3 separate regions of the Homo sapiens genome follow, and regions 1 and 3 are each linked to region 2. A link is a loop called in an ENCODE intact Hi-C map of the cell type or tissue named here. Cell type or tissue: OCI-LY7. All regions are shown on one strand. Links, peaks and the distances in the headings refer to the core of each region. The heading gives the core; the rest is flanking DNA. Region 1 has its middle 440 kb from the start of HS6ST1. Region 2 overlaps LOC105373611 (a long non-coding RNA gene). Region 3 overlaps HS6ST1 (heparan sulfate 6-O-sulfotransferase 1).

Evidence for each region. Hi-C counts contacts between places; a loop is a spot of excess contacts. Peaks named below come from ENCODE experiments on the same cell type or tissue, not always from the same donor. Only the 100,000 strongest peaks of a DNase experiment are listed, where the experiment ranks them.
Region 1: it touches region 2 in a loop (2.7-fold over the local background); 1 of 110 quality-filtered maps calls a loop at or near these places.
Region 3: it touches region 2 in a loop (2.6-fold over the local background); 1 of 110 quality-filtered maps calls a loop at or near these places.

Annotation. Positions count from the first base shown.
Region 1 is chr2:128,750,334-128,760,444 of GRCh38, forward strand. No RefSeq gene overlaps it. Among named protein-coding and RNA genes, the nearest start is that of HS6ST1, 440 kb to the left of the region's middle. RefSeq lists an enhancer at 4,257-4,456. In OCI-LY7, for the core only: CTCF peaks have their summits at 5,251 (motif pointing left) and 5,464; DNase peaks (open chromatin) are centred at 4,028, 4,308 and 5,228; H3K4me3 peaks cover 1,723 bases; H3K27ac peaks cover 3,328 bases.
Region 2 is chr2:128,504,135-128,514,245 of GRCh38, forward strand. All of the region lies in intron 1 of LOC105373611 (a long non-coding RNA gene), which reads left to right. Among named protein-coding and RNA genes, the nearest start is that of HS6ST1, 190 kb to the left of the region's middle. RefSeq lists an enhancer at 37-96. In OCI-LY7, for the core only: a CTCF peak has its summit at 5,173; no DNase peak of the experiment used is centred there.
Region 3 is chr2:128,301,296-128,311,406 of GRCh38, forward strand. All of the region lies in intron 1 of HS6ST1 (heparan sulfate 6-O-sulfotransferase 1), which reads right to left. Among named protein-coding and RNA genes, the nearest start is that of HS6ST1, 13 kb to the right of the region's middle. RefSeq lists enhancers at 1-442, 1,977-2,056, 8,040-8,334, 8,801-9,781, 9,782-10,111 and a silencer at 8,040-8,334. In OCI-LY7, for the core only: no CTCF peak of the experiment used is centred there; a DNase peak (open chromatin) is centred at 4,416; H3K4me3 peaks cover 313 bases.

The sequences.
Region 1 (10,111 bases), core at 3,087-8,086, 250 kb after region 2:
CCAGCCTGGGCGACAAGAGTGAGACTCCATCTCAAAAAAGAAAAAAAAAAATAGTAAGGGGGCTTCCTGGAAGGAAGGTTTATGAGCTAAAACTGACTGACTTTGTGATTTCAATGACACAAGTACACAGAATCAACCAGCTCCCCAGCCCTCCTGGTTGTGTGGTTTTCACCACGTGACTTTTGCAGCTCCCCAAACTGAGTAGGCAGAGTCGGTTCTCCCACGTGGCTCTGAATTGAACCCTCTTGGCTTCTTTGGTCAGTGGACACAGTAGAGGCCTGAGAAAGCCTGAGCTGGTTAGTTTCCTTGTCCTGCTGCTGCCACCTCTGCCTGTGCACATGCCTGGGAGGGTGCCTGGCTGCCTAGGGGCAGTGATTACTCCAGCCAGGCCACTAAGTCCACCTAGAGCCAGCCCTGGGCCGGGGCCCATGCCCCGCCTGACTACTCCACACACCCCAGGAAGAAATGCCTGCTGAGGGCTTGGTAATTGTTAGGCAGTATGATTCTGGAAATCACTGATTCATCAGCTTTCAAGGGCATTTGCTTGGAGGTCAAGAGTTGAACTTGAGCTCCAGCTTTTTTTTGGCTACTGACCTCTGGTCATGCCATCGCGGCCTCAGGACTCTGAGTTCCGTCCTCTGGGAGGCATCCCAGGGTGGGCCTAGAGGAGTTCATCAGCAGCTCTCAAGAGCAGGCTTTGTCGCTTGTGAGAAGGGAATCACAACCGTGAGAGTGGACCCAAGAGGGGAAGGTTCCCTCACCCCCCAGAACCCAAATCGCAATGTTAAAATACATCATCTGGCTTTTAAGTCTTTATTTCTTTATTCTTTTTTCTCAAATTGCATTGATTTGGTAAAAATGAAGCCTGTTCATGACAAGAAATGGAAATAATGCAGAAAGAGAGAGAGGGAAAAAATATACATGTTTTGAACTAACCTGGATTCAGCTGCTCTCCAATAACCACCCCTGCCCCAGGGGCCCTCACCTCAGCCATATAGACTACAAAAGGGTGCAAGCAGGGCTGAACAAAGAAATTCCCTTCAATAAAAAGGGGATTTGTGATACCTCCTATTTTCAATATAAAAGTATTTTATTACATTTTACTTCAATTTAAGAGAAGAAAATGAAGTGGTATTTAAATGAAAAGAATTGCTGATCTTCAAATAAATGTTGCTTTGCCACAAAAGATATTATTTTGTAAAAGAGCCCCTGCAAGGCTAACAAGATATGAAAAACACGAAGAAGTTGGAGCCTTCATGTTTTTAACTCACGTCTCAATTTCAGAAGGTCTTAATTATACTCGATTATAAAAGATGAGGAAATCAGCATTCTTAAACTTTCTCTTACTACTTCTCTTGATTTTTCTTGGTGATATATATAATACTGACTTTTCCAAGGTTAGGAGCATTTGCATTCTATTTTGTAACAATTATTCCCACTGGTTTTATCTTTTTTCTATATTTAAGTGGATTTGATACTCATGAGTCTTTTTTTATAACAGCTTTTACTCTCCTGGCAGGGTTTTTATTTTACTTTTTTTGTTTGCTTGGCTGCATTTCATCCCCAAGTCATTCTCCCTCTCCCCTCTCCCCTCTAAAGGTCCCGTAGACGTATTCCCGAGTTCCCGCCAGCCGTGACAGTCTGCCACCTATATAATCAAGGGGAAACTTGGCTGAGTAAACAGTTTTTTTTTCTTTTTCTTAGAACTTTTAAATCCACACTCCACTGTCCTTTTTTTTTCCTGCATTTTAAAAATGTTTTTCTTTATTGTGGTGAGACATGCATAACATAAAATGTAGGGTTTTAACCATTTGTCCCCTAGTTTAAATGTTGCCCCGGGCCTACCCTTTCCCTGTTCATATTAGTGGGTTGGCATTTTTTTTTTCTAAATGTCTCATGGTTGCAGCCTACTTTTTGGTATGTTTATCTGGGTATTTTTTTTTTTTTTTTTTTTTTTTTTGGGATGGAGTCTCAATCTGTCACCCAGGCTGGAGTGCAATGGCATGATCTCGGCTCACTGCAACCTCTGCCTCCCGGGTTCAAGCGATTCTTTTGCCTCAGCCTCCCGGGTAGCTGGGACTACAGGCGTGCGGTGCCACGCCTGGCTAATTTTTGTATTTTTAATAAAGACGGGGTTTCACCATGTTGGCCAGGCTGGTCTCAAACTCCTGACCTCGTGATCCATCCACCTCGGCCTCCCAAAGTGCTGGGATTACAGGGTGAGCCACCGCACCTGGCCTTATGTGTGACTGTTATTTCTGAACCCAGCTGGCTGGGTTCTTGAGTAAGACTTTCTGGCCCTCTGAATTTTCCCTCAATGTCATTGCTATTGCCCTCCGTCACTGCTCCAGAGCGGTGGGAGACGAAAGCACTGAGCCCAGGTGATCCACCCCTGCCCAGTCATTTCTTGGCCTGGCTTGACTAGCTGAATGCTTGAAGCACTCTTTGCTTATCCTTCCTGTTCATTACGTTAACCAGGAAACTTCCCATGGCCGTGGTTCTGTATTAACATTTTCTGAACAGCGTGCTCCTTTTGGATTGCTTTCAGTTCCTGTGTCTTTGTTAATGAAAATAATCGTGTATTTGCAAAGACATCCTGTCGCCTTCTGTGGGGTTTCCATGTTAGGGACATGTGTGTGTCAGGTCACGGCTCCCCGGGTCTGTTCTGCATTTCTGTTGTCCTTTCTCTGACTGCTGTCCTCTCTGGGTCCTTTCTCAGGCATTCACCGCCGCCATCTCCATCTCAAGCCTGTCTGCCTCTGTGTCAGGAACTCACTGGACATTTTGTCCCCTGTTGTTTTTGTTAATCTACTAGTTCTGTTAGGAATGTTGCTTTAGCACTCGATGTTTCTAAAGGTTCTCTTTTAAAGCTGTTCTCTCAATTTTAGTCTCATTCACGTTTCTATCCAGCCTTCCTCTGGAGTGAGGGACTCACAGAGTCACACTCTTCTCCAGGCCTTTGTGTGCCATGCGCCCCCCTCCTTTGCGTATTTTCCCTGGAATATGCGTGTCTCATCCCTGCGCAGTTGCTGTATCTCTCTCTCACCCTTAACTTCCCTTGCTCAAATATCATTGGGTGAATTTTCCTTGACAGCCTCCCTGCCCCGTTTGACATGATTGCCTTCCTCCGGGGCTCAGTTCCAGGCCTGCCTATTGTGTTTTATGCATCGGTGTTCTCCTTCCGTCTTGGAAGGAGTGGGAAGGAGAACATCCTCGGGATATCCAGTGGGAGGCCCTCAACCTGCTGGAGCCCAGATTTCTTCCTGTCTCTCCCAGAGCCAGAGGAAGCCAGCTGGGCTTCCTTCCTGTCTCTCAGGTTGATCTTTCTATTTTCCAGGGTGGCCCATTTACCTTGTAGTCACCACATTTGGGGGCATTGAGAGAATGCTTAGAACTTTTTTTTTTTTAACCTCCTTTGCCAGCTTGACCTCTGGTTGGTGGAGAAGAGTAAGCGCCATGCTGAGCTAGAATACTCTGATTTTTTTAACTTGGCCTCCTTGTCTGCAGCTCTAGGATGCAGTCCCTTTTCCCTTGCTTGGAGGCAGTTGGGAAGGTTTTTGCTGACTTTTGTCCTCATCTGTTGGAGAGAAGATTTGTGATCCAGCGTCACTCTCCTCGTATCATTATCCCATTTCATTTAACATCAAAGCCCTCACTAGTCAGAACTGGGCCGCACGCGTGTATATTTAGAAGTGCCTGACATCCTTCCAGGGCTGCATTCTCCTGCATTATCATATCAATTGGAGCCCTGCTCCTGTGCAGGTGAGGTGGGGCTGGGGGTTATCTTGCAAGATCAGAGACATAAGAACTTTATTTTGTGCTATATATAAAATCTCAGTTAGGAAATTAAATTCTGCACGGGGGAAAGATGTCAAGGTTGCTTTGATCACATGGAAAAGCAGCAGAGGCGCAGCAAGAGAGAGATAACCAAAGGAGGAAGCTTGCAGGCGCCTCCTCCCAGGCCAGCTGCAGGATGTGGGCAGGAGAGTCTGGGCTCTCAGTCCCGGTGGAGACAGGCCCTGTGTGCAGTGAGTGCTGCAGGAGATGGTCTGCTTACAAGCATGTGCTTCCTGTCATCAGTGCAAGCTGTTAAGTGTGAGAAAAAATGACCGGCAGTGAAGCAGAAACTCACTAAAAGTATTAATAGCCGGTGGCTGTCACCACTTGCTTGCTGTCCTTTACACCAACACTCCCCTAGCCCTCTCCCAAATGCCCAGGCTCATTTACTCCACTATGCAGGACCCCACAGGATGCTGCGGTGTGTTCCGCTTCTCCTCTGGTCTGAACTGTACCTGCACACAGGGCAAGTCCCAAGGGAACCAGAAGCCACCTGGAACAGGAAGCAAATAATAGCACCATCACCACCACCAGGATAGCTGACATCAATTACTGATTGTCTACTAGGAGTCAAGAACTGTGTTATTGTTTTACAGACATTATTTCCTATAAGTTGATCTCATAGTACAGATACAGAAATGGAAGAAAAAAAGATGTTAGGCTATGTATACACATCATATGGCTAGAAAATGCCAGAGAACTTTTTCCTAAGTTTGTTTCTGAAATGCAACATATATTAACTTTTTCCATCTCTTCACCTGACCCCCAAAGATAAAAAGACCTAGAAATCAATCCCACAGTCAGTCTGGGTGGAGTCCGTTTCCCTGTGACGGGAAAGCATATTAACGGGAAAGCATATTAAAGCTGAGGTCCTGCAATTCAACCCACATCCCTGACCCTCGGCCCTGGAGACTCTGGGGGGCAGTGAGCTGTGCACCCCAAAGAGACAGAGCTCCGGAGGCCGAGGCGGGCGGATCACGAGGTCAAGAGATCGAGACCATCCTGGCTAACACGGTGAAACCCCGTGTCTACTAAAAAATACAAAAAAAATTAGCCGGGCGTGGTGGCGGGCGCCTGTAATCCCAGCTACTGAGGAGGCTGAGGCAGGAGAATGGCGGGAACCCGGGAGGCGGAGCTTGCAGTGAGCCGAGATTGCTCCACTGCACTCCAGCCTGGGCGACAGAGAGAGACTCCGTCTCAAAAAAAAAAAAAAAAAGGAGACAGAGCTCCTCTGCTTCCAGCAAACCTCCCTTTTTCTCTCCAAAAATACACATGCATGCCTTTTTTCCTGCTTCCACTGCTGACTTAGTCATTTATTCATTCGGTCAATATTAACCGAGAGTCAAAAAGTCCCAGCCGCGCTCAGGATGCAGCAGAGAGAAAAGCGAAGACCCCTGCCCTCATGGAGCACGCCCTCTAGTGGGGAGAGACGGAAAACAACAAAGATAAATAAGGAGTATTCCAGGATTTATCATGGTTAAGTCTCAAGCAGAAAAATCAAGCAGGAAAATGGAAAAAGAGACTTCACATTGGCCTCTTGTCTGTCCTCACCCGGCAGCTTTCCCAGTGTCGAGGACCCCTCTGAAAACTTTTTTTCGGAACTGGCTGTTTAGGTTTCATATATACCCTGCTAGTGCCAGAAGATTTTAACCATCTCCGGGGCTGTGCCTTGTGTCGATTATGCATGACCATGGATAATCCAACAGCTCTGTGCCCCGGTAGGAGCTCCCTGGAAGAGTGTTGGCTGATGGTGTGACAGCAACTGTAACTCTGCATAAAAGTTGCAGGGGCTCCTTGCCTACGGAGGACGCATGGATGCCCCATCCTGTGGGCTGTGGGGAGAGAAGAGCAGGGACAGGAGAACTAGCATGTCCCACGGGACCACCTGCCAGGCAGTGGCGGTGGACGTGTTTTCTGAGACAAGCCTCACTCCCGTGGTTAAATAGGGGCTATCTACATTTTCAGAAACTCATAGACGTGAGGAGGTGCACCTGCCCGAGGTTCTAAAACTATGGAGCTGAAGACCTGAGATCCAAAGTCCAGCCTGCCTGATGTCATTCTTTGAGGCTCGAAAACAAAGTGAGTCATCTCTGAAATCAAATTACTTGAATTTGAGCAAATCTTATATATTAAAACTTGTGGCAATCACTGCATGATTTATTATAGGACTAGTAAATGAACCACAGCAACACCAAAAATAGAGATGAAAAAAGGGGCAAAAGAGTCATGCAGAAGATGGTTGGATACATTGAGATCTGGCATTGAGCTCCAATTATGCTGAACTGACAGCTGGGAGGTGTCCAGGCTGTCAGATGTGTTCTCTCCCACTCTCTAGTGTACAGCTGGGGCCCATGTGTGACACTTAGCAGGAGGCCCTTTTTCCAGTCCCTTCACAGAGATGGAATGACGCTGTCAGGAGGGCTGGGCAGCTGCTAGCACTGGATGGAGAGAGAAACGAGGAGAAACTTCCAGTTTATGGTGTGTGGGTGTGGTGTGGATGGGGCAGGTGCAGACCAATCTTTCTGAAAAACACTTGGTGATACATACGAAGAGCTTTAAAAAACTATCTTTTGGCCAGGTGCGGTGGCTCATGCTTATAGTCCCAGCACTTGGAAGGCTGAGGCTAGCAGATCACCTGAGGACAGGAGTTCAAGACCACCCTGGCCAACATCATGAAACCCCGTCCCTACTAAAAAAATACAAAAATTAGCCGGGCATGGTGGCACGCGCCTGTAATCCCAGCTACTCAGGAGGCTGAGGCAGGGAGAATTGCTCCAACCTGGGAGACAGAAGTTGCAGCGAGCCGAGATCGCGCCACTGCACTCCAGCCTGGGCAACAGAGTGAGACTCCATCTTAAAACAAAAACAAAAACAAAAAACAGCTGCCTTTTGATTGAGTAATTACTTTGGTAGGAATTTATCCTTAAGCTGTAATGAGGAATATGGATATTACATAAAGGAGTTTCTTGAAGCAGTATGAAGAATAGAAAAAGAATGGAAACAAACAGCCTGCCCATTGTTCAGGGATGGCGAGACACAACCACAAGTAGTGGATGATGCAGACATAAAAATGATGTGCATAAGGAATTTTTAATTTTGGGAAAATGCTTATAATATGCTGTGAAGTGAAAAAAAGAGGAGGACATGCAATTGAGTCACCTTCTCAGCAAAGCTTTCCCCCACCTCCCAGGCAAAGACATAGTCCCTTGCTCTTCTCTGTTAGTGCATATCACAATTGCAATTAATTCTACTGAATTAATTATGTGCACAAGCATCCATCTCAAATCTGTCTTGCATTAGAACGAACGCCTCAGGAGGATAGCCATCAAGTCTACTGTGTTCAGCGATTAATCCCCAGGACCAAGAACAGCACCTGGCACACGGAAGTCACTCAATAAACATATGAGGCAATAACATGGACCCAGGCAATATGCGGCTCTTTGTGCCTGGCTTCTTGCATTTAGCATAGTGCTTTCATGGTTCACCCATGTCATGTATCGGTACCTCCCTTCTCATTGCTAGATAATATTCCATTGCATGGAGATACCACATTTTGTAAAATCCATTCACTTGTTGATGGGCATTTGGGTTGCTTCCACTTTTTGGCTAGGATGAATAACGCTGCTATGAATATTTGTGTGTAAGTTTTTTGTGTGGACGTATGTTTTCATTTCTCTTGGACATATACCTAGGAGTAGAATTGCTGGGTCATATCACAACTCTCTGTTTAACTGAAGAATTGACAAACTGTTTTTAAAAGTGGTGTCACCATGTTGCATTTTCACCAGCAGTGAATGAGGGTTCAGATTTATCCACATCCACACCAGCACTTGTTCGTCTTTTTGACTTTAGCCATCCTAGTGAGTGCAAAGTGGTATCTCACTGTGCTTTTGATTTGTATTTCCACGATGAGTAATGATGCAGGACCTCTTTTCATGTGATTGTTGACAATTTGCATATCTTTTTTTTTTTCTTTTTTTGAGACAGAGTCTTGCTCTGTTACCCAGGCTGGAGTACAGTGGTCAGGATCTTGGCTCACTGCAACCTCCACCTCCTGGGTTCAAGTGATTGTCATGCCTCACCCTCCCCAGTAGCTGGGACTACAGGCACATACCACGACGCCTGGCTAATTTTTTTTTTTTGAGACAGAGTTTCGCTCCTGTTGCCCAGGCTGCGGTGCAATGGTGTGATTTCGGCTCACCACAACCTCCATCTCCTGGGTTCAAGTGATTCTCCTGCATCAGCCTCCTGAGCAGCTGGGATTATAGGCATGTACCTATAGCTACGCCTGGCGAATTTTGTATTTTTAGTAGAGACGGGATTTCTCCATTGTTGGTCAGGGTGGTCTTGAACTCCCAACCTCTCAGGTGATCTGCCTGCCTCACTCTCCCAGAGTGCTGGGATTACAGGCATGCGCCTATAGCCACACCTGGCTAATTTTGAAGTTTTAGTAGAGACGGGGTTTCTCCATTGTTGGTCAGGGTGGTCTTGAACTCCCGACCTCTCAGGTGATCTGCCTGCCTCACTCTCCCAGAGTGCTGGGATTACAGGCATGAGACACCATGCATGGCCAATTTTTTGTGTTTTTAGTAGAGACGGGGTTTTACCATATTGGTCAGGCTGGTCTCGAACTCCTGAGTTCAGGCAATCTGCCAGCCTCAGCCTCCCAAAGTGCTGGGATTACAGGCATGAGCCACTGCGTCAGGCCTCATTTGCATATCTTCTTTAGAGAACTATCTACTGGAATATAGTTCCCATTTTTAATGGGATTATTTGTCTTTTTAATGTAGAGTTGTAATAATTCTTTATATAGCCTGCATACAAGTTACTTATCAGATATATGGTTTGCAGATATTTTCTCCCATTCTATAGGCTGTCTTTTGTCTTTTTAATGATGGCCTTTGAAGCTCAAAAACATTTAATTTTGATAAAATGCAATTTATTTATTTATTTATTTATTTATTGCTTGTGCTATTGGTGTTTTATCTAGGAACCAATGCTTAACACAAGGTAAGCAATATTTACTCCTGTGCTTTCTCCTAGAGAGTTTGTTAGTTTCTGCTCTTACATTTAGGCCTATGATCCATTTTAAGGTAATTTTTATATATGGTGTGACGATATCCAGTTGTCCGAACACTATTTGCTGAGGAGACTATTCTTTCCCACTGAATGATCTTGGTACTCTTGGCAAAAATCAATTGACTTTAAAGTTGTGGGTTTATTTCTGGACTTGTAATTATATTCCATTACTCTGCCTGTTCATCTTTATGCCAGTACATTGTCCTGAGTAGTGTAGTTCTGTTGAAAAATATGAGTCATCCAACTTTGTTCTAGCTCAAAATGGTTTTGGTTATTATGGGTCCCTTGCATTTTCATATAAATTTTAGGACCAGCTTGTTTATTTTTGCAAATAGTGAATTGGGAATTTGACAGAGATTGTATTGAATCTGAAAATCAATTTGGAGAAAATTGCTATCTTAATAATATTATCTTCCAATTCATGAACATGGGAGTCTTTCCATTTATTTAGATTTTCTTTAATTTCTATTATAATATTTTGTAGTTTTGATGTACACATCTTATATTGAACTGTGTTCTTAAGTATTTTATTCTTTTTGATATTATTATTAATGTGATTATTTTATTTTCATATTGTTCAATACTAGTGTATAGAAATACGACTGATTATTTTAAGTTTATTTTGTAGCTTGCCCTATGGCTAAACTCATTTATTAGTTTTAATACATTTTTTTTTGTGTGCACGTGGTTACCTTAGGCTTCCCATATAAAAGATCACATCATCTGCAAATAGAAGACCTTTTACTTTCTTTCCAATCTGTATGACTTTTTTTTTTCTCTTGTCTTGGCTAGAAGCTACAGTACAATGCTGAATAGAATTAATAAAAGACATCTTTGTCTTGTTTCTAATCTTAGGGGTAAAGTATCCAGTGTTTTACCATTAAGTGTAATATTAGCTGTAGGTTTTTCTTTCTTTCTTTTTTTTTTACCATCGTGGCATTTTTTTGCTTTCTTCAACCTTTATTTTAAGTTCAGGGGTACATGTGCAGGATGTGCAGGTTTGTTACACAGGTAAATTTCTGCCATGGCGGTTTGCTGCACAGATCATCCTATCATCTAGCTATTTTTCCTGATGCACTCCCTCCCCTGACCCTTTCCCGCCATCTGACAGGCCCCAGTGTGTGTTGTTCCTCTCAATGTGTCCATGTACTCTCATCATTCAGCTCCCACTTATAAGTGAGAACATGTGGTGTTT
Region 2 (10,111 bases), core at 3,170-8,169:
CCAGCAGTGAGAAGGGATGCATGCCTGCCTCCGAGGGTGGTTGGGAGACAAAGCGTGACTCCATGTCCAGAGTCCTGGGGCCTGGTGGAGCCGTGCCTGTTCTGTGACCTCAGGCAGTCCCTCAGTTGTCTGCACCACCGCTCCTTCATGGGGAATCCTCATTAGAGCTCTGCCCAGGTGCCCTAGCCTGGTGGCGGGGGTGGTCAAGGCCACCGTTTCCCCACAGAAAGTGTCTTGGGTGCCACCTGGTTGGAAGGGGAAGTTCTATGGGCAGCTTGTGCTCAGCAAGCCTGACGCTCTCAGTGTGTGTGGGGGGGGCGGGGAGGGTGAGGACAGGTGTCAGCGGCTCCCAGCCGGGGCCTTCAGGCTGGCTCAGCAGTGCTGCTCCTCTCCCAGCCAACCTTGCTTCCACTGCCCCCAGGATGCCTCCTCTCAAGCTCCCCTAGGACAGGCCACACCTGTTTCTGCCTCCTTCTTTGTCACAGGAATCATTAGCGGTGTGCCTTGCTCCTCACCCCAGACTAGGAGCCCCAAGGTTGGCTGATGGTGGTCATCTTAGGGTGTCCAGGGCAGTGCAGGGCTGGATGGCAGGTGCTCAGTGGGCACAGGAGAAAATGCAGCGGGACTGGCTCTCCTGGCCAGTGTGAATGGACAGGCTGTTGATTCTGTTGGAAGATGGCTGTTCTTGGTATTTGGAGATTTGCCATGTGGCTCTGAATGATCTCCCACCTTCTTCTAGCCTGACGTTGCAGGTTCTCTAACCCTCAAGGGCTATGGGCTCAGATTTCTTTAGCATTTGGCTTTCCTTGGGGACCCCTTATCCCCTCCTCCCACCTCTGAGCCTGTCTTGTCAGGGGGCCTCTGAGCCTTCGCCACAGCCTACAAAGCATCTTTGCTCTACTGCCAGAAATGGGAAGCCCAGAATCTTCTCTCCTCATGCCTGCTATGCCTCTTGGCATCCTGGCTGGGCCTGGCCCTGCAAACTGTGCAGGAGGCTGTTTGCCTGTGTGCACCCCCTCCTGAGACCTTCCCCCTCCAGTCACCCCCCTGGGACCAGAGCCTTCAGGAGGTAGGAGGCGTGGGCAATTTGGAGCATCCCCACTCTGGCGGTGGGCTGTGTAGACAGAATACGGTTGTGTCTCAGCTTGGATGCTGAACAGCTGGGTGACCGAGCCTGTCACTTCACCTCTCTGGGGATCTGTGCTCGTCTGTGACAGGTGGTGACAGGTGGGAGGCAGGATGGTTGTCAGGTTCAGCAAAGGACCTCATGGTGTGCTCTGAGCACGGTGCTTGCTCATAGCTTGTAGCAGGGATTACCTCCATTCAGACCAACAGCAATACCACTGCCAGGCTCAGATTTTCTGGGAGCTCAGTGGTTTAAGGAACTTCTTTCAAGGTAGTAGTTTCCTTCTGTGTATGTGGGTGGCAGCTGCTTCCTTGGTCTCTCAATAATCCAGCTCAGTTTGAAATGGTGGTGAAAACCTTACGCCTCAGCCCAGGCAGGGGCTCAGCACCTCTCCCAGGGCCAGCACAATCCCACTTTATGATTCTTGGAAATTCCTCTCTGAGAAAAGGCAAAATTAATTGACCCTTGGGATGCCCTTGGCAGTGCTGGATTACATTTCAGCCCATCTGTGCAGGGGCCCAATATTCCAACTGGAAACTACAGCCTATCCTGAATGTGATCTTGACAAATAGGAAAGGGAAGTGGATTCTAGATAGGATTTCCGATTCACACAATTACAGTGAGCCATGGCTTTGGCTCCTGGCTGGGAAGACAATCAATTAGTTGCAGACTAACATGGGAGAGATTACACCCTGCATCTCTGAGCTTGGCCCTGCTGCAACCTGTGCATGGAGAGTGCAATTGCATCATATTTCCAAGACAGTTGTGACAGGGATTCGATTCTACTGTAGAGTGACGGCAAACACCTGCCAACACCCTTTCTCAGCCCCTATGACACTGGCAAGGATGCTGTGTCCTTAGGCCCTGCAATCAGCAGAGGAAGCACCAATAGCCAGGACACCACTCCACATCTTTAACCAGCAAGGGGACTTTCTACCTCTATGAGAGCAAGAGTTCAACAAAATGTAGCCAATGCCTGTAGGTGATGCCATCCACACAAGTGACCTGGGGCCTCCAGCTTGACCTACAGCTGTCCAGGGCCCTACTTGTGTTATCCCCACCCCTGAAGGCTTAGTCAGCAATCTTTGCCTTTTATTAAAGGGTGGTTTGAAAGGAAGAACTGCAGCTCTCCCTACCCATTTCTTGCACAGTGTTAGATATTTTAAAAGCATTTTCCTTTGATCTTTCCAGCAATAAGCACCTTTGAGCTAGGTTAAAGATTTCAGCTTTGGAAGATGGGCAAGCTGGGACTCAGCAATGTTAAGAGCTTTTCAATTCAGTAAGTATTCCACCTGCCAGCTACTGCCCTAGGCACTGGGCAGAATAACACAAATCCCTGCCCTTGTAGAGCTTCGGTCTAGTAGGGAGGAGACACATTATCAACTATGGGCATTCTATAGTATGTTAGGAGGAGTTCATGTTTGAGAAATCCCAGCAGAGTAGGTGAGATTAGGGATTCTGGGTTGGGCAAGGGCTGGAGGCAGCTTGCAATTTTGTATAAGTAGTCAGAGCAAGCCTCCAAGCCAAGGTGATGTTAAGCAAAGGTTTGCAGGAGGCGAGGGAGTTAGCCATGGGGTTATCTGGGGGAAGAATGTTCCAGGCAGAGGGAACAACCCTGCAAAAGCCCCAAGATGGGCCATGCCTGAGTGCTCCAGGAAGAGCCAGGAGCCCAGCGTGGTTGGAACAGAGCGCTTGCAGGAAGAGCTGTAGCGGGGGCAAGGGAAGCCATGCTGTGGGGGGCTTTGAAGTCACCATGAAGACTTAGGCTTTTCCTCCAAAATGGGAGCCAGGGAGGGTTGGAGCAGAGGAGCATTATAATCAGGACTTTATTTTAAAAAGGTCACATGACTGCTGTGTATGGAGGCAAGGGTGGGGCAGGTAGAATCCTTGGGTGGCTACTACAATAATCCAGGTGAGAGGTGGTGGTAGCTCATGCCAGGGCCTTAGCAGTGGAGGGATGTGGCCAGATTCTGGATATATTTTGCATAGTGAGCTCTCAAGATTTTCTGATCCATTAGAGCAGATGAGTCAACCATGACCTTAAAGGTTTTGACCTGAGTGATGGGAAGGATGGAGTGGAGTCAGGCAAGGTTCAGGCCAAGTGGGTGGGGGAAGATTGAGGAGCTGAAGTCCTGGGTGGTTGAGTTTGAGATGCCCATTTGATATCTACGCTGGACTTTTGAGTAGGTGATAGACCAGGATTACCTGAGCATATTAGGAGCAGCTGGTAGGGGAATTAGGATTTCTCTGATCTCTCTGTCCAAGCCTCTCTCTGCTACTCCATGGTGATTTTCTCTCTTCCAGTGGTTTTGAAAACTAGATAGTAGAAAGCAATTTATGTCACAAATGTCATATTTGCTTTAGGATTTGAAAGCTAGAATTTCCCCAATTCCAGGGGCCTTTTCCTTAAATGCCTTGGTGGAGCTGGCAGTTCCCCCCGGTGGTGCACAAACCTTCGTGCAAATATCCATTTGGCATGTTCTGTGCAGGGATATGGGTGATCATGCCTCTTTCTCTCCCTTCAGAATGTGAGGTCCTAAAGGGAGGGCTGGCTCACTCATCTCTGGGCTTCCCATCAGGGCTCTTGGGGTGACCTATACCTGGAGAAGTTAGTGTGAGGCTGAGGTACACCAGGGCCTCCCAGGGACACCTGCCTTTACTGGGGAGTCTTGGACATCTTTTCCTATGGCTCTCCTTCTTTTGGTTTTCCTCTTTTTATGAATTGCTCATTCACAGTGTTTACCCATTGAAAAAATTGGGTTGTTTGTCTTTTTCTTTTTGATTTGTGGGAATTCTTTATATATGTTGTCTACTAACTGTGTGTTATTAAGCAGCAAATATCTTCTCTCAGTATGAGCTTGTGTTTTTATTTTGTTTTTGATATCTTTCATTCATAGAATTTACAAATTTTGGCTCTGCATGGTGGCTCATGCCTGTAATCCCAGCACTTTGGGAGGCCAAGGCAGGCAGATCACTTGAGGTTAGGAGTTGGGAGATCAGCCTGGCCAACATGTGAAACCCCATCTCTAATAAAAATACAAAAATTAGCTGGGCCTGGTGGCACGCACCTGTAGTCCTAGCTACTTGGGAGGCTGAGGCAGGAGAATCCCTTGAACCTGGGAGATTGCAGTGAGCCGAGATCATGTCACTGCACTCCAGCCTGGGCAACAGAGTGAGACCCTGTCTCAAAACAAAACAAAACAAAACACAAACAAAAAACAAAAAAAGAACTTACAAATTTTACTGTAGTCAAGTTCATTAACCTTTTCCTTTATGACTTGTCCTTTTTGTGTTCCTCAAGAAATCCTTCTTCGTAGCCAGACCATAAAAGATGCTTACCCATATTTTTTCCTAAAGGTTTTACTTTTCATGTTTAGATTTTTATTTTAGTGCGAACTGATTTTTGTATGTGGTACAAAATGAAGATCTGCTTTTATATTTTCCTTTATGGAAACATCTGTCTCCACTATTTTATTTTTATTTTGTTAATTATTTTTTATTGTTATATAGATATAAATTAGGGCTTGCTACGTTGCTCAGGCAGGTCTCGAACTCCTGCCTCAAGAGATCCTCCTGCTTCACCTCAGGATTGCAGCCTGGAGCCACCGTGCTGCCCAGTCCTCACTATTTTTAATGCCAGCTCACACATTGTTTCCACATATGTGTGGATATGTTTCTGGGCTTTTTATTCTGTTCCCCCTTCCTATTTGATGGTTCCTGGGTCAATACCACACTGCTTTAATGATTATAGCTTTATTATAACTTCTGATATTTAATGGGATAAATATTCCTATCCACTTCTTTTTATTAAAAATTTTGCTGGTATTCTTGGCCCTTTGTTTCTCAGATATTTTTCAAAATCATCACTTTGTCAAGTGCCATGAAATAGGCTGTTGAATTTTTATTTGAATTGCATTTAATTTATAGCATAATTTTGGAAGAACCAATATCTTTATGATGCTAAATCTCAAGAGGATGGTAAAACTACCTATGTATTTACATTTATTTTAAATTTTTTCAATGATTTCTTAGAACTTTTTCTATAAAGGCATGGCTGCACTTGTGCAAATTGTGTATCTCAGTCTAGTGATGCCCCCTGGAGTTGTGCAGTGTACAAAGTTCATGGCTGCACAGGGCAACAACGTGTACAAGTCTTGTACAAATTTCTTAACTTTATTCCTAAGTACTTATAATTTATATTGTTATTGGAAGTCGTACTTTCAAAAATTTTCATTTTAAAATGTAATGTTGCTGGCATGAGTGCACACACACACACACACCATCATCATCATCTTATATCCAGTGAACTTGCTAGACTCTTTTCTTTTAGATTTTTTTTTTGTGCATAAATCACATTATCTGCAAATAATAAAATACGTTTTTCTCTTTCTAATCCTTTTACTTTCTTTTCCCATTGCACTGGCTAAGACCTCGAGCACAATAGTAAATGAAGTAGTTATAGAGGATACTTTTGTCTTTGACTTCAAATAAGTTATGCTAGTGCTAAGTATGATTTTTTCACTGGATTTCGAGACACAGACTTTATCGAGTTAAAGAAGTTTGCTCTTATTCCTAGTACGTGAAGAGGTCTTTTCATTAAATTTCAAAAGTCTATTTATAGGGAAATAATAATAATAATTATTATTAAGCAGTAGCTGGGATTACAGGCACCTGCCACCACACCCAGCTAATATTTTTATTTTTAGTAGAGATGGGGTTTCACCATGTTGGCCAGGCTGGTCTCAGACTCCTGACCTCAAGTGATCCAACCGCCTTGACCTCCCAAAGTACTGGGATTACAGGTGTGAGCCATTGTGCCCAGCTGGAAATTATTATTTCATTCCCTTTCTTTAATTTTAACAATTGCAGTGGTGAATTGCATCAATATATTTTCTAATAGTAAATCAATCTTGCTTTCCTGGGAGCAACTTGATCATGATATATTTTTGTATTTATTCATCACTGGACTTGGTTTGCTAATAATTTATTTATGATATAGGTATCTATGTTCATGAGTATAATTGGCCCATAATTTTCCCTGTTTGTATAGTATTATCCTTGTTTAGTTTTGCTCTCACAGTTACTCTAGACTTCTAGTGAGCTAACGTTCTATCTACGCATTGGAATAGTTTGTATAATGAAATTATTTATTCCTTGACTGCTTTTTAGAACTCACCCTAAAGCCATCTGGCATCTGGGCTTGATTTCAATCTCTCTGTCTCTGTCTCTCTCTATAGATTTTTTAAGCTCAAGCAATCCTCTCGCCTCAGCCTCCCGAGTAGCTGGGACTACATGCATACACCATCATGCCTGGAAAATTTTTAAACATTTTTTGTAAAGATGGGTTCTTGTTATGTTGCCCAGGCTGGTCTTGATCTCCTGGCTCCAAGCAATGCTTCCATCTCAGCATCCCAAAGTGCTGGAAGTACAGGCATGAGCCACTGTACTCAGTCTGTTTTACATTTTTATTGAGTGGCTGCCATGAGCTGACTTTTTAAAAAATTAAGAACACAACAAGAAATATTTTCAAAGAAAGGAAATATATCCTCTCCCAAACTCGAGTAAGCCTTATGCTTTGATGACTCACAGCCCTGGGTCCCAAGGTTACTGCATCTTCTAGTTCTGGTTTCTTCAGCTCAAGGAACACTTACTTGCATCTGGGGCTCTTCAAGAATTCTCTGGCTGAGAGGACTCTTGGCAATGGTGTATGTTGGGCCTGGTTCATCTGTGTGCCAGGAGGGAGACTGAACCTCAGCATGCATGCCAGGAATTTTAGGGCAGGGATCCCCAATTTCCTCCTTTCCTGCATCATCATTTTCCCCCTTGCTATCGGCTCATTCCCACCACATGCCAATGTGCTGCAGTTTCTCCTGTCTGGGAAACAGCCTTCTCTGATGCTGCCTCCTCCTCCAGACACTGCCAGGCATGGGGCATATTTGGAGCTGGAGCTGGCAGGGTGGCAGGTGGGTTGGTTGCCTTATAGAGAATGGTGTTGTGGCTGTCATTGGGACATTTTGTGTTTCCTCTTTGCTCTTTCGGGATCTGCAGGCTGCTCCAGGTGAAGCTGGAGTTCCTGAGCTGCGGGCAGGGGTGGAAAGGATCACAGCAGGGAAGGCCCAGGCTCTTCAGGCCATTTATTGCCCATGAAAGACTCAGGGGAGCCTGGAGCGTGTTCTCACCTGGTCTCCAGATAGGACCTGCCTTCCCTGCTGCCGCCAAGACCTCTGGGGCCTGTGGGAAGTGGGGCTCACCTCCCAGGCACAGTGTTACCTCCTGGACCCAGAGGAGGTGTGTATTAGGCTGTTCTTGCATTGCTATAAAGAAATACCAGAGACTGGGTAATTTATCAAGAAAAGAAGTCAGATTGGCTCATGGTGCTCTAGGCCATACAGGAAGCATGGCAGCGTCAGCTTCTGGGGAGGCCTCAGGAAGCTTCCAGTCATGGTGCGAGGCAAAAGGAGGGCAGCCATGTTACAAAGCAGAGTGGGAGCAAGTGAGAGGGTGTGTGTGAGGTGCCTCACACTTTACACAACCAGATCGTGGGAGAACTCACTCATTATCTTGAGGGCAGCACTAAGGGAACGGTGCTAAACCACTCGTGAGAATCCATCCCCATGATCCAATCACCTCCCACCAGGCCCCACCTCCACCGTGGGGATTGCAATTCAACTTGAGATGTGGGCAGGGACAACTATCCAACTCTATCAAGGTGGTGATGCAGCCTAGGGGGCCCTTCTGGGTCACTCCTTGGGCTTGGAGAGACTGAGCCATTGAGGGACGTCAAGTCCTAGATAATCTAGGATTGGCAGAGCAGGAAGGAGAGAGACTCAATGATGTTGACTTCCAGGGGCAGGTAGATGGGCCCTTACCACAGGCCATGGACAGCTGCTGTTCTGCTGACTGGCTGCGGCTCCGGGTTAGTCCCTGCCTTGTCAGCACCAAGGCTCCAGGCGTCTCCAGAGAGCCAGGGTTCGCTCCTGTTCCCCCGGTCAATAGGGCTCAGAAAGCCCAGGCCTCAGGCCCCCTTCTGAGCTGGGGGTGGTACGCGGCAGGGACACTTTCCCAGACCCTGCCTGACCTCCCTATCACTGCAGTGTGGTCTCCTGGGCCTCACCTCCCTCCCTTGTCCCACAGAGATACCTCCTGCAAGAAGCCAGAAGAGCAAAGAAGGCCGTGTGTGTAAAGAGCCCAGTGCTGGTAAGCACTTGTAAGCATGGCTCCCAATCCTGTGCCTCTGCCTGAGATGGTGGTGAGGCCGGCCCTGGGCCTCGGTTTAATCATTTGCTAATCACAGTGAATAATTCAGGTTCTCTTAACCTCCCAGGACTACTGAGAGAAACACATGGAAAAGTGAAAAATGCGTAATCCAGACCCAGGGCCAGCTTGGCCCCCAACCAAGGCATTTCTCCTCTGCCACCTGCTAAGCCCTGGGATCCACTGCCCTCTTTACTGGGATGACTGCCTTTGGCTGTTAAGGGCTGGCACTTGAGTCGCCTCCCCCTGAGGAGCTCCCAGCCCATCTGCTCCAGACAGGACTGGCACAGGCTCTCCCCTGTCGCTGCAGCCTCATGCCCCCGCCACCCCAAAGCTTATCATGTTCTTCTTTGCCTCCTTATCTGTCCTCCTGGGCAAGAATGAGGTCTAATTCAGGCCTGAATCCTTGGATTCAGCAAGAATTTTTAAACAAATGGATGCACAAATAGCTGGGTGAGAGCCAGTGAGCTGTGAGCAGAGCCCAGCTCAGGGAGGGGCAGTGGAGCCACACTCAGGGCTGGCAGGCCCTCACTGGGTGTGAAGATGCCCTGGGTTTCCAAGTTTCCAATCACGCTGGTGTTTAGCCAAGGGCGACCCCAAAAGAAGCCCCAGCCCTGAAGAAAGATGGGTCCTGAGGCCACACTCAACATCCCTGCCCTGCACTGGGCTCCTCTCTTGGGTATCCTCTTTCTAAGCAGCAACATCTGGCATGGACTGAAAGTTGAATTGTGAAAATGAAAATGCCTCTCTATTGGTTTTATGATCATCCCTTGTGTAAGTCACATTACGAGAGCTGCTTTTGGCGTGGTCTCTAATTCCTCACCACTTCTTTGTCTTGCATCCTGCTCCATGGCCTTCCTCCCAAGCCATTCTACCGATGACCCTGGCCTTGAACCCTCACATTGTCAAATCCACACTCCCCACTCCCTCAGCAGCATCACCCTGGGTGACGACACACGTAGCCTTCCTAAGGCCTTTGTGACCCCATTCTGTGTGGCTTACCCCTTCCTTCTCAGACTCGGTGAGACTTGTTCCATCTTCCCAAGGTTCCCGAACTCTGTGGGCCCTCGTCTTATCTCCCCGGCCAGCCCATCCATCACGTGACCTCCAGCACTGTGGCCTGTGTGTGCCAGGCCCTCCAAGGAGCTCAGGTACTACCTGATCCCATGACTTGGATGTCCAAGAAATCTCTCAAACTTGACGTGCCCCAAACTTAATCACTAATTTTTCCCTTGAAATCTGTTCTCTCCCAGTCTTTCTCAAGTCTGTGTGAGCCACCTCTGTCCACCCAGTTTCTCAATGATGAATCTTAGAAATTGTCCTGCTTCCTCTTATTCCCTCACTCTCTGCATCCAGCTCATCAGCAAGTCCCACTGGTTCTGCTTTCACATGTACCCCCAATCTGTCCACGTCTCCCTACTTATTGCCTGGGTCCCCCATGAGATGTAAGCTCCCTTAAGTGCAGGGACTTTGTTTTGCTCACTATTATGGATCGGACCCAGGACCTGGCCAAGTGCCCACTGCCAGTGAGTTCTAAGTTCCCCGTTGTTGAATGAATGACCGAGTTTCATTTCCTCTAGCAAGGAGCCCTGCAGAGTGGGACTGGGCCCCACTTCCTCTTGGGGTGAGTTATGTCTAAACTAAATGGTGCCCTTCCCTTCCCTTGCCTTCCCTGTCTCAGCACAGGGCACCCCACACCCAGGATTTCTTCTCAGCCCAGTCCCCTCCTTC
Region 3 (10,111 bases), core at 2,416-7,415, 200 kb before region 2:
AGATCCCCAGGGGCTGCATGGCTCCTGCGCCCTGTGTGTCAGGCAGGGGTTCCCAGGGGCCATGTGGCTCCAGGCTACCCTTCCTGTGTCTGCAATGACAGCAGATCGTCTTTGGAAAAGCATCTCCTCTAATATCCTGGGACCATTTCAAAGACTTCTGAGAGCTCAGGATGGAAGAGCAGCCCAGCTCAGAATGGAAAATTGCTCAGCTCTTAAAGGGACCAGTGGGAAGGAATTTCAAATACGAAGAAACATCCCCAAGTGCCAACCACTTGTAAGGAAAAAAGGAATTCTTGTTCCAGAATGTTTCTGAGTCACCACTGGCGCCAAAGCATGAGCTACTGCTGGGGATGTGTGTATATGAGCGTGAGCGTGCGTGTGTGGGAGAGCGTGCGTGCTTTGTCAGCCCCTGGTCAACCCTGGGAGTTCTCCAGCCTCTCACCCTCAGGGGTACATGTGTGCTGGTTTGAAGCCTGCAGCTGATCCTGCCCGCTGGGCCCAGCCTCCATGGGGTCCCCGGCACTCATGGACATCGGGCAGCATGTGTTCCTGGGCCCCACTGGCTCACGCAGGCATCACGGCTGCCAGACAGTCAGGGACACCATGCTGGCCGGTGTCTCCCTAGTGGGAACAGCTCAGAGGCTCCAGCTTGGCCTGAGGGGAGGGAAGGCAGAGGACTGGGCTCTCCATGGTGCCGCCAGCTCCTCTCCCTGGATAAAGTCATGCCCCAATGAGAAGACATTCCCGCCAGAGCCCTGAAGCCAGTCCCATCCCTCAGGACACCCTGAGGCAGTAGGTGTCACTGCTCAGTGTGACCAGAGTGGAGGCTGTGCATGGGGACTTCTGGCCAGGTGCTGTGCTCCAAGCTGGCGCTGCTGCCTCAGGGAGTCTGAGAGGTGTAACTAGGGGAGGATACCTGGTCTCAGGCCCCATGACTCACTGGCCGCCTGCTAAACTGGGGACCTTGAGGTCAAAGAATGCCATGGGCAGCACACATGGGTCAGGCTGAGCTGGAGCTGTGCAGCCAAGGCTGGCGTGCATGTGTGTCTGCATGTTTACTGATGTGTACGTGGTGTGTTCACATGTGGGAGTGCATGTGTGGGACTCTCTCACTAAGCATCCAGCTGAAGACACTCCCATCTGATCCACTCCCTCCCAGCCCCAGCCCTGTGACCATCTGCAGCTCCTCTAGGTGTAGGGCTAACGGTTCCCCAAGGGTGGACCCAGTCCTCTCTTGGGGCCCAGGAATAGCTCTGCACGCAGGTGCTGGTGACTGAGTGGCTCCTTGACATGGTGGCTCCCTCCCAAACCCCCTGCTACTCCTGTGCCTGGTGGCTGGCTCCCCTCCCCTCACTCCCTCAAGCTGCACTTGGGATGCTCCCCACCAAGCCCCTGCCACCACGGGGCTTCAAGGCATTTCCTGATTCAGGCCCAGCCCTTGAGGCTAGGTCTCCCATTGTGGCTAGGTCTTCCATTCCAACGGCTCTGTGGTGGGGCCTCTTCCGCAACGGCCCCCATCTGAGTCCACCCTCCCAAGGCCTCTTTTGGGAAGACAGCCGGCCAGTTCCCTGCTCTGTACAGGGCAAGGCCTGGCCTCTCAGCTGCTCCAGCCTCTTCTCCCCCGACGGCCTGCCCTTGAGGTCCTTGCTCACGGCATCTTCTGCCTGCAACGCCCTCCTGTCCTCACCCCTCCCTGTGTGTTCCTCCAAAGTGCTGACCACATGTTTCTCTGGTCCCCCACAGTCTAAACCCCAGGAGCCAGGCCCACACATCCGACCTGCTGCCCATTCCCAGGAGGAAATGCCAGGCTTTTCTGGGGCCTGGGCCTGCCCCACCCCTGATGCCCAAGGGCGAGGCACACAGCCAGGACACCTCCACTCTCGACGTTCTCTGAAAGGATGCCCCAAGATGCAGACCAAACATGCAGCCAAGAGGTGCTTTGCAGCATCACAGAGGACAGTAAAGGCAGGGCCAGGAGGGCATGTGAAGTGCTCAGGGACACGGGGCCATGCAGAGGAGCTGGGAGCAGGCTGACCCTGACCCTAACAGCACAACACCCATGGGGCCACCCTGAGGGCTGAGGACAGCTCTATGTAGTGCCTCTGTGCTTGAGAACAAGTTCTAGAATCAGCATGCATTACTGTTACAGTAAGAACAAAACCGAAGAGAAGTACCTAAAACGTAGTTTCCAGATCTAGCACCCAATCATGCAAAACCCTGAGCTTAAAGTCCCACCTGCACACGCACCTGTCTGGGCCCAGATGCTCCTCCATACATGGTGGGGGGACACTGGCTGGCCAACCCCGTCAAGTGGGCACTTGCCACCTGTTGGCCAACATCCTTCTGCTTCATGACATCCAGGCTGCCTGCTAAAGGGGACATCTGGGAGGTGCCTAGAAATAAATGGCTGAGGCTCCCTTGGGAGAACGCTACTGCAGCCCAGTGTGGGTGCCCAGGTCCTCACCCAAAGGCCACTGTGGTGGCTACTTTTAGGTGTCAACTTCACTGGGTTAAAAGACACCAAGATTGCTGGTAAAGCTTTGTTTCTGGGTATGTCTGTGATTGGCATTTGAATGGGTGGATTGAGAAAAGAAGACTGACTTCTCCAGCGTGAGCAGAGATCTTCCAATCTACCGCACGCCTCAACAGAACAGGAAGGTGGAGGAAGGGTGAATCTCCTCTCTCTTCTGGAGCTGGGACACTCATCTTCTTGCCCTTGGACATCAGAACTCCAGGTTCTCGGGCCTTTGGGCTCTGGGACCTAACACCACAGCCCCCAGGTTCTCAGGCCTTTGGCCTTGGACTAAGCCTGCTCGCTGGCTTCCCTGGTTCTCCAGCTTGCAGATGGCAGATCTCGGGTCATCTTAGTCTCCCTAATTGCATAAGCCTATTCCCCCAATAAATCCTCTTTCACCTGTCTCTATATATCCTATAAGTTCTGTCCCTCTGGAGAACCCTAATATAGCTCCCCCTCCCCGACCCCTACGCTGGGGGATGCTGCCAGCCATGCTCGTCCTCTTGAAGTGTGTCCGAGCCTTTAGAAACTGGGTCTCCCTGTGTGGGTGCTCCCCAGGGACAGAGATGGTGCATGGTACAGGCCTGGTGAGAGGAGGGCCTCTAGCCCCTCAGGACCAGGACCACTGCCTGGGCACTAAGCTGTCTTTGGCTAAGGGGCAGGAGGACGAAACAAGTACCTGTCACAGACTGTAAGGCCCTGGCATCCCTCGGAGGCTGCCTTGCTAATGGACAGCTGCACAGGACTCCAGAAAGGTCCCTGGGTTGGCTGGTGACCTCTGCCCGTGGGTCCCCTCTCGGGAGAGCCCAGCACTGCAGCAATGCACACAGCCGCTGTAGTCAGATGCTGGCCAAAAACCCTCTGCCACTGGGAAGATATGGAGGCACCCATGTACCAGAGAACAGGGACAGTGACACTGTGTCCCATCAGAGTGCTCACAGCAGTGTCGCACAGCAGTGGCAGCCCTCACTGGGTCAGTGAGAGGACCCACCCTGGAGCACTCAGCATCTCATGACACTCAGGAATGGCTACCTTCCTCTCCTGCAGCTGGGCTGGGCTGCACTGGGGAGGGCGGGTGACTGAGCACCCACACACACTTGCAGGCCATCATCCCCTGGCTCTGTGGCAACCCATGGAACATGGTCCCCAGGGCCTTCCTGGTGGCCCAGGGCAGTGCCTGTGATCTGTGTGGAATGCACAGGGTCAGTGTCATGCAGGAGGCAGCTCCCTGCTATGAGGGCCTCCTAAGCTCTCCATTCTGGATTCTCCAGCCTTTGCTGGCCTGACCCATTGCCTGCCTGGGTCCCCATTTGACCCACTTGCTGAAGGATGGGGGTTTGCTCCTGTCCTGGAACAGCCACACCAATCCCAATACCTGCCTTTTACCCACTTGGCTGAAACCTGACACCCCTCTACTTTGTAAGAATGATGTTCTCTGCTGGGAACGTTGCCAGCCCAGCTTCCAGGAAAGCAGAGTAACAAACCCCTCCTTGCTGGGCCTGGCTTCCCGATGGGCCTGCTTGGACAGTTTTAAAGCATGACTTGGGAGGCCTGAACTTTTGCAGGGTTCAGGACGTGTGCCGACAAGCGGCCCTGCCTGGACTTGCGTGAGCTAAACCAACTGCTCAGACCTGCTCACCTTCCTGCCTGCCAGGAGGGAACAGAGGCAGAAGAGGAGGGGCCGAGCCCCTCCAACCGGGAGCCCTGGGGTCTGCAGTGGGCGGGAAGGAAGGAGGCTGTGGCAAGGGTTGGAGCCCGGCTGGCTGAGGCCCTTGTTCTCCAGGCAGAGCTGGAACCCACTCTCACTCTGGGGCCTACCTTCTCCCCGGCTTAGTGCCTGGGCAGAGCCTCTCCTTACGGGTGACATCACAACCCTCTCAACTCCCCCGGGAGACCATCTGCTCTGCCTGCCCTTGATCCTCTCAGGGGAGCTGAAGCATCACACCTGGTGACAGCTGCTTCCAGCAGGCCACTCATTCAGCTGGACCTTGAGGAGGGTGGGCCAGCAGTCCCTCAGGACCTGCCCAGGTTCCCTGCACCATCCTGGACTCCCTGGCGAGCCCACCTGCTCGCAGAGCAGCTGCGTTACCCTCCCAGAGGCAGGCACTGTGGCGGACATGAGCCACACGCCTGGCTCCCCCACTCTGGGGAGTGACCTGCCTGCGACTTGTCACTGGGAGGAGTTTGGGGGAAATCCTGCAGGCACAGGCCTGTGTGTGAATCCCAGCTCTGCCACCGGTGACCTTAGGTGATGAGTTATTTAGGCTCTTTGAGTCTCAGTTTACTCATCTGCAAAACAGCGCCCCTGACAGTGAGGCCTGAATGAGACTGTCACAGCCCCTCCCTGCTCCCAGACTGCACCCTCGGGACAGGAATGCCCTCCTTTGTGCCTCCGCTCCTCAGCAGGGCTAGCACGCTGGTGTCACTCCACAGGACAGTGCCTTCCCTGGCTTTCCCTCCATCAACTGTGGTCGGGCTGGAGGACGTGGCCGCGCCGCTGCGAAGATTTCTCTGCCAGGGAATGTGGACCAGGATTCCAGGGAGAACGCAGCTGCACGCTCCACAGCCTGGCTCCCTGCTCCAGGACGACACCCCCACCCCACCCTGGCCACGATGACGCAAACAGAAAACCTCAGTGCTTACAGATCCCGATCTCCCACGGTCACCAATGCTCTAGAGAGGTAAATATTTACACAGGAGCCTCTAAAGCTCATAACTCAGAGGGGAGATGCTCCCCCTGCCGCCTAGGGGCTGTAAACATTTGTTCCTGCAAGCCCTGCAGCAGAAGGCGCTTTCTAATTCTCAGGTGGATGGTGATGTGTAGGCCCTTCTGTCCCAAGCCAGTGGGGGCATGGCAGCAGGGGTACTGCAAATATGGGGCTGGGGTCACATGGGGTGGGGGCACATTCCAAGGCTGGGATGATGAGGGGGCTACCACCCCCATGCTCCTTTCTGAGGGGGTGCGAAAAGCTTTATCCATACAGCAGTGCCCCACAGGGACAGCCCTGGGTGCGCCCGCAGCAGACGGTGCCCAAGGGGCCTGGGGAGTGAGGGCAGGGCCAGGCACCAGGCTGGAGGCACAGACAGCAGTGTCGTCACTGTCATGGGGGGAGGCTGAGGCACAGGGCGTGGACATTCAGCTCTTTGGCCGGGCTTGGGGGGTGACACAGGCAGGCTTCCCTCTGGGAAACGCCCACCCAGATTTTCACTGGGAGTTGGGGTGGGGGGGTCCCTGTGACTTCAGAGCCGTGGGTTCCAGGCTCTGGTTTTAGGCGGTTTTAGTTGGGTTTCCTTCCAACTCAATCTCAAAGGGACTCCAACACATGCGGCAAAATCGCTGTGAGGGGCCCTGGCACGTGAGGAACTGTCTGCTTGTCTGGCCTTCCTGGGCTCAGGGCTGTGCAGGTGCCACCGTGGGCACTGCTGAGGATCTCCAGGGAAGGCCCTGGGGGGTGCACGCTGCAGGGAGGATGCTGGTCAGCTGCCATCTGTCCACCTGCTCACACTAACAAGCCCCCAGCTGAGCTCTCACCACCAGCAGGGTCCCATGGGGTTCAGAGGTCAGCAGGCATACCTCTTCTTGGCATGTGACTCAGCTGGAAGATGGGATGTACCTGGGCCAGCCTGGCCCTACCTGGTGCAGGCACCGGGATGCCACAGGCCCAAGTCCACACATGGAGAAATGATGAACAGGAGGAGAGAAGCGGGGAGCATGCTACCCATGGAACCTGGCACCAGGACACATAAAGAACGCTTACGAACCAATACGCGAAGCACAAACAACCCTGTAGGGGAAAACAGGCCAAAGACGTGAACAGGTCGGTGGAAGAGACCTCACTGACCGATAAACACATGGTAAGATGCTATCTCTCTGCCATGGGGAAACATGCACTAAGAGCACAGAGGTCCCATTTCCTGGCTCCTGGCCTGGCAGAAATGAGCCAAGAGTGCCCGCCCAAACAATCGGGAACCACGGGCACAGCATGGTGGTGAGGAGAACCTCCCTCTGACACACTCCTAGGGACACATAGGGACCATGAGCGAGCACCGTGGCCGCACCTGGACTGTGATGGCCAAAGTGAATTGCTCCCCGCAGCTGCATTAGAACCAAGCAGAGATCCGTCTGGACTACCTTGATGTTAAGTCCAGCAGTCAATGAATTAAACACGCATGTCAGGGACCAACAGGGATAAATCTCAAAACAAGGCTGAGTGAAGACGGCAAGTTGCAGAAGGTCAAGCAGAGTTTGATAAGGGTTCTGGAAAGTTAGTAACATCAAAACAGCACTGTGTATCATTTAAGGAATACACACATCTACAGCGAAAGCATAAACACAAGGGCAGGAAACATGTGAAACGCAGGACAGTGGTGCTGAGCGAGGCTGCAGGGAGGCAGGGGTGGGGTGGAGCACAGTGCATGGGGTCTTCACCTGCGAGCCGCACCCAGCTAAGCCTGCAGTGGGAACAGAGGTGAAACTCCACAAGGCTCCCCAGTTACACCCCTGGAGATACCATGTAGGGGGTGATAGCAGCTGGTGGGGTCTAGGGAAGGGAGGAACCACTGCATCCGAGGAACAAGGCCTGGGCCCTCAGCCAGGCGAGCCTCTGTGCAGGGCCAGCATCACGTGGCATCCACCCCTTCCTCCTCTTGACCCTGGGTTCCTCTTGGTTGGGTCTCGAGGTTCTCAGATGGCTGGGGGTGGGGTCAGGCTGCCACCCACAGGGTCTCACGACCTGGGCACCAGGACAGATGTGCACAGTCTCTACATCCTGGCTGCTGGCCAGAGAGGGCCAGAGCTTTCTGGAGATCCTGGTAGAGACAGCCTTTTGTCAAATGGGCACAGTCAGGAAGGCACTGGGTGGTCCCAAGGCCATAGCCCAAGGTGAGCAGGAGACCCCCACAGCCAAAACACAGCATGCTCCAGGTCATCACCTTGGAAGGCCAGTGATGACACTTGGTGATGTCCCAGATAACAGGACCCAACCTGCACAGACTTCAGCTGCTTTGAGGGAAGCTCCCTGCAAACCAACTAATTCATGGAGTGAGAACAAGAGCTGACTTCCTAGCTGGCTCTGGAGGTCTCTTCCCTGTCTCCAGGACAGATGGGTCAGATTCTAGCCTCTTATAGTACAGAGGCCACAGTGGAACTGTGGGTATAATTCCAACTGTCTACCTCCTGCACAGGCACTATGAGTATGCCCATTTTACAGATGGGGAACCTGAGCTGCAGAAGCCTGTGAGATGCAAAGCCAGGATTTGGCCCAGCTGGTCTGACTGCAAGCCTGGGGCCTCTCTTTTGCTCTGCTGACACCCCTGGTATGGTCCCGGGGTTTCCCAGCCCCGAGGTGGGTCTTGGCCAGCCTCACCTGCCCTCCTTGTTGCTGGGTTACCCATAGAACCTTCTGTCCTAGTTTGCTGTGGAGGGTGAAGGATAGTGTGGAGCTTACAGAGTGAACTCTCATCTCCTACCACTCCGTGAGGTGGGAAAAGAAAATGAGGTTGAATGTTCCCAACTTCTCCAGGCAGGAATGGGGCCAGAGCTAGAATGCAAACTGGGCTGGCCCCAGAGATGTCCACCTGATACAGCTTCTGAGCAGCGGCCTGGGCTGACCAGTGGAGAGCCCCTCCTAGGGAACAGCTGGGATCCTGGACAAGGACCAGGCCTGCCCCAGCAGGAGGCCCTGTCACAGGGAGATAACAGGCCCCTGCCCCTGCCCATGACCACCGGGGGCGGTCACCCACGGCCACTGACCTCTGTGGCCTTCAAAGCTTCGTAAACAATTAACTCCAGAGTTTCAATCTCTCCAGTTTGTATCTTTCCAGACAATTAGTGATTTGCTCTGATGGCCCTCCTGTTGGGCCTTTTAACGTTCTCTGTGTAAATAATCCTAGGCAGCTGTGCTGGTCACGTGTGGCCTTCAAAGGCAGGCCAGGTGCAGGCTGTCGGGAGCTGCCTCTCACTGAAGCCCTGGCCCCGCGGTCAGTCTCCCCATGGCACGCGGACAGCTGCTGACGGCTCGCTCTCCAGATGAGGAACTGGGCCTGCACTAGGCTGCAGAATGCTAAGGGGTTATGAGTGGCCATGGCTCCCATAAGACATGGACACAGTCCGTGGCTGAGGGATCATGCGGTCACCACGGTCACAGTTAATAAGTCACTGGTTCCTCTACAGAACCAAATGGCAGACTGCCACCCCCCTTTTAGAGATGGGAAGACTGAGGCTCAGACAGGTATCTATCTGGGCCCATGAGACCCACCGGCTCCAGCCACAAGGTAGGAGGGGCTGCCCAGGGCACTCCTCTCTTCCTTGGACTCCCAGCAGAGCTTTCCAGAAGCCCACCCAACACACAGCCCAGGGCCTGAGCAGGCAGCTGAATCCCTATGGATTCCCTGCCCTCCACCGCAGCCTCAGCGCCTGGTCTGCACAGAGAGGACCCAAGACCTCCCGAGGTGGCCCCGTGGAACTTGCGGCGTGTCACCCCCACAGGCATCCCCCCGCAGTGAGCTGGGCCCCAGCCCCAGCCCCAGACCACACGCTGTGTGAGTCAAGGAATCAAGGACCAACAGTGGGGTAGGTGTGAGGCCCCAAAGGTCCTGAGCCCTAGAGGGAGTTCAGGGCAGAGGCACCGCGGCAGCAGAAGGCCACAAGCTGGTGGGGACAGGTGCAAATCCTTAGCGCAGCTCCCAGCACCCACAGAGCTGGCTCAGGAGCAACTGGTGGCATGGAGGGGGAGAGCTGTCCTGGATGGTTTTTGCTCCATGGTCAAGGAAAACAGCCCCATCTTCACCACGGCTGGGGTAGGATGTGTGTGGTCTCTGGTGGCTGGACATCCTCCCTCTGCCCACCTGTGGATCCTAAATGTCCTCTAACAGCCTCCACCCTGGGTTGGGTGGTCTGGGATCAGCACTTGAACACTCCTGTGTGGGCGTGTACCTGCCATGTTTTTCCAAAACAACATCCCTTGCAAGCTGGGGACTTGGGACAATGCCCTATCAGGAAAGGGGCACTTTCAGGAAAGGAACAAAGAGATTAGGCCACAAGTCCCACAGTCAGAAAGCAACTGGCCTGCTTGCAGGGGCCCCTCTCCACTCATGCCGTCCCATCTCCACTGCCCCCCCTTGCTGTGAGTGGCGGGGTCTCGCATGATGTGTCTGAAACCCAACTGTGCTTTCTGAGTGCTGCTTCCACTCCACACCCCGCTCATCCTGCAAAACCCTGTGTGTGGGAGGCTTTTCCACTCCCTCAGGGCACTGCAGCCCACACCTCTGGCTACCACCAGCTCACTGTCATTTGGCTGGAGCAACCTCATCCCCTAGGTCTAGGACTATTTTTTTCAGCATAACATACCCCACCCAAACCCAAAACAGACAGCAAATCTTCACAGAGCCAACTGAGTTTCTGAGAAGGCAAGAACAGTCTTAAGAGATGAAAACCTTCTTGCAAACAAAATGTCACCTCACCTATAAATACTGCTGTGGAGTGGGCCTCAAGGAGAGGAGAGCAGGTGCCAGTGAGTGTCCAGGTGGCTGCAGAGAAGTGCCCGAAAAGTGCTGGCAGGGGATGGCCCGAGTCTGCCTCCCGCCTGAATCATGCAG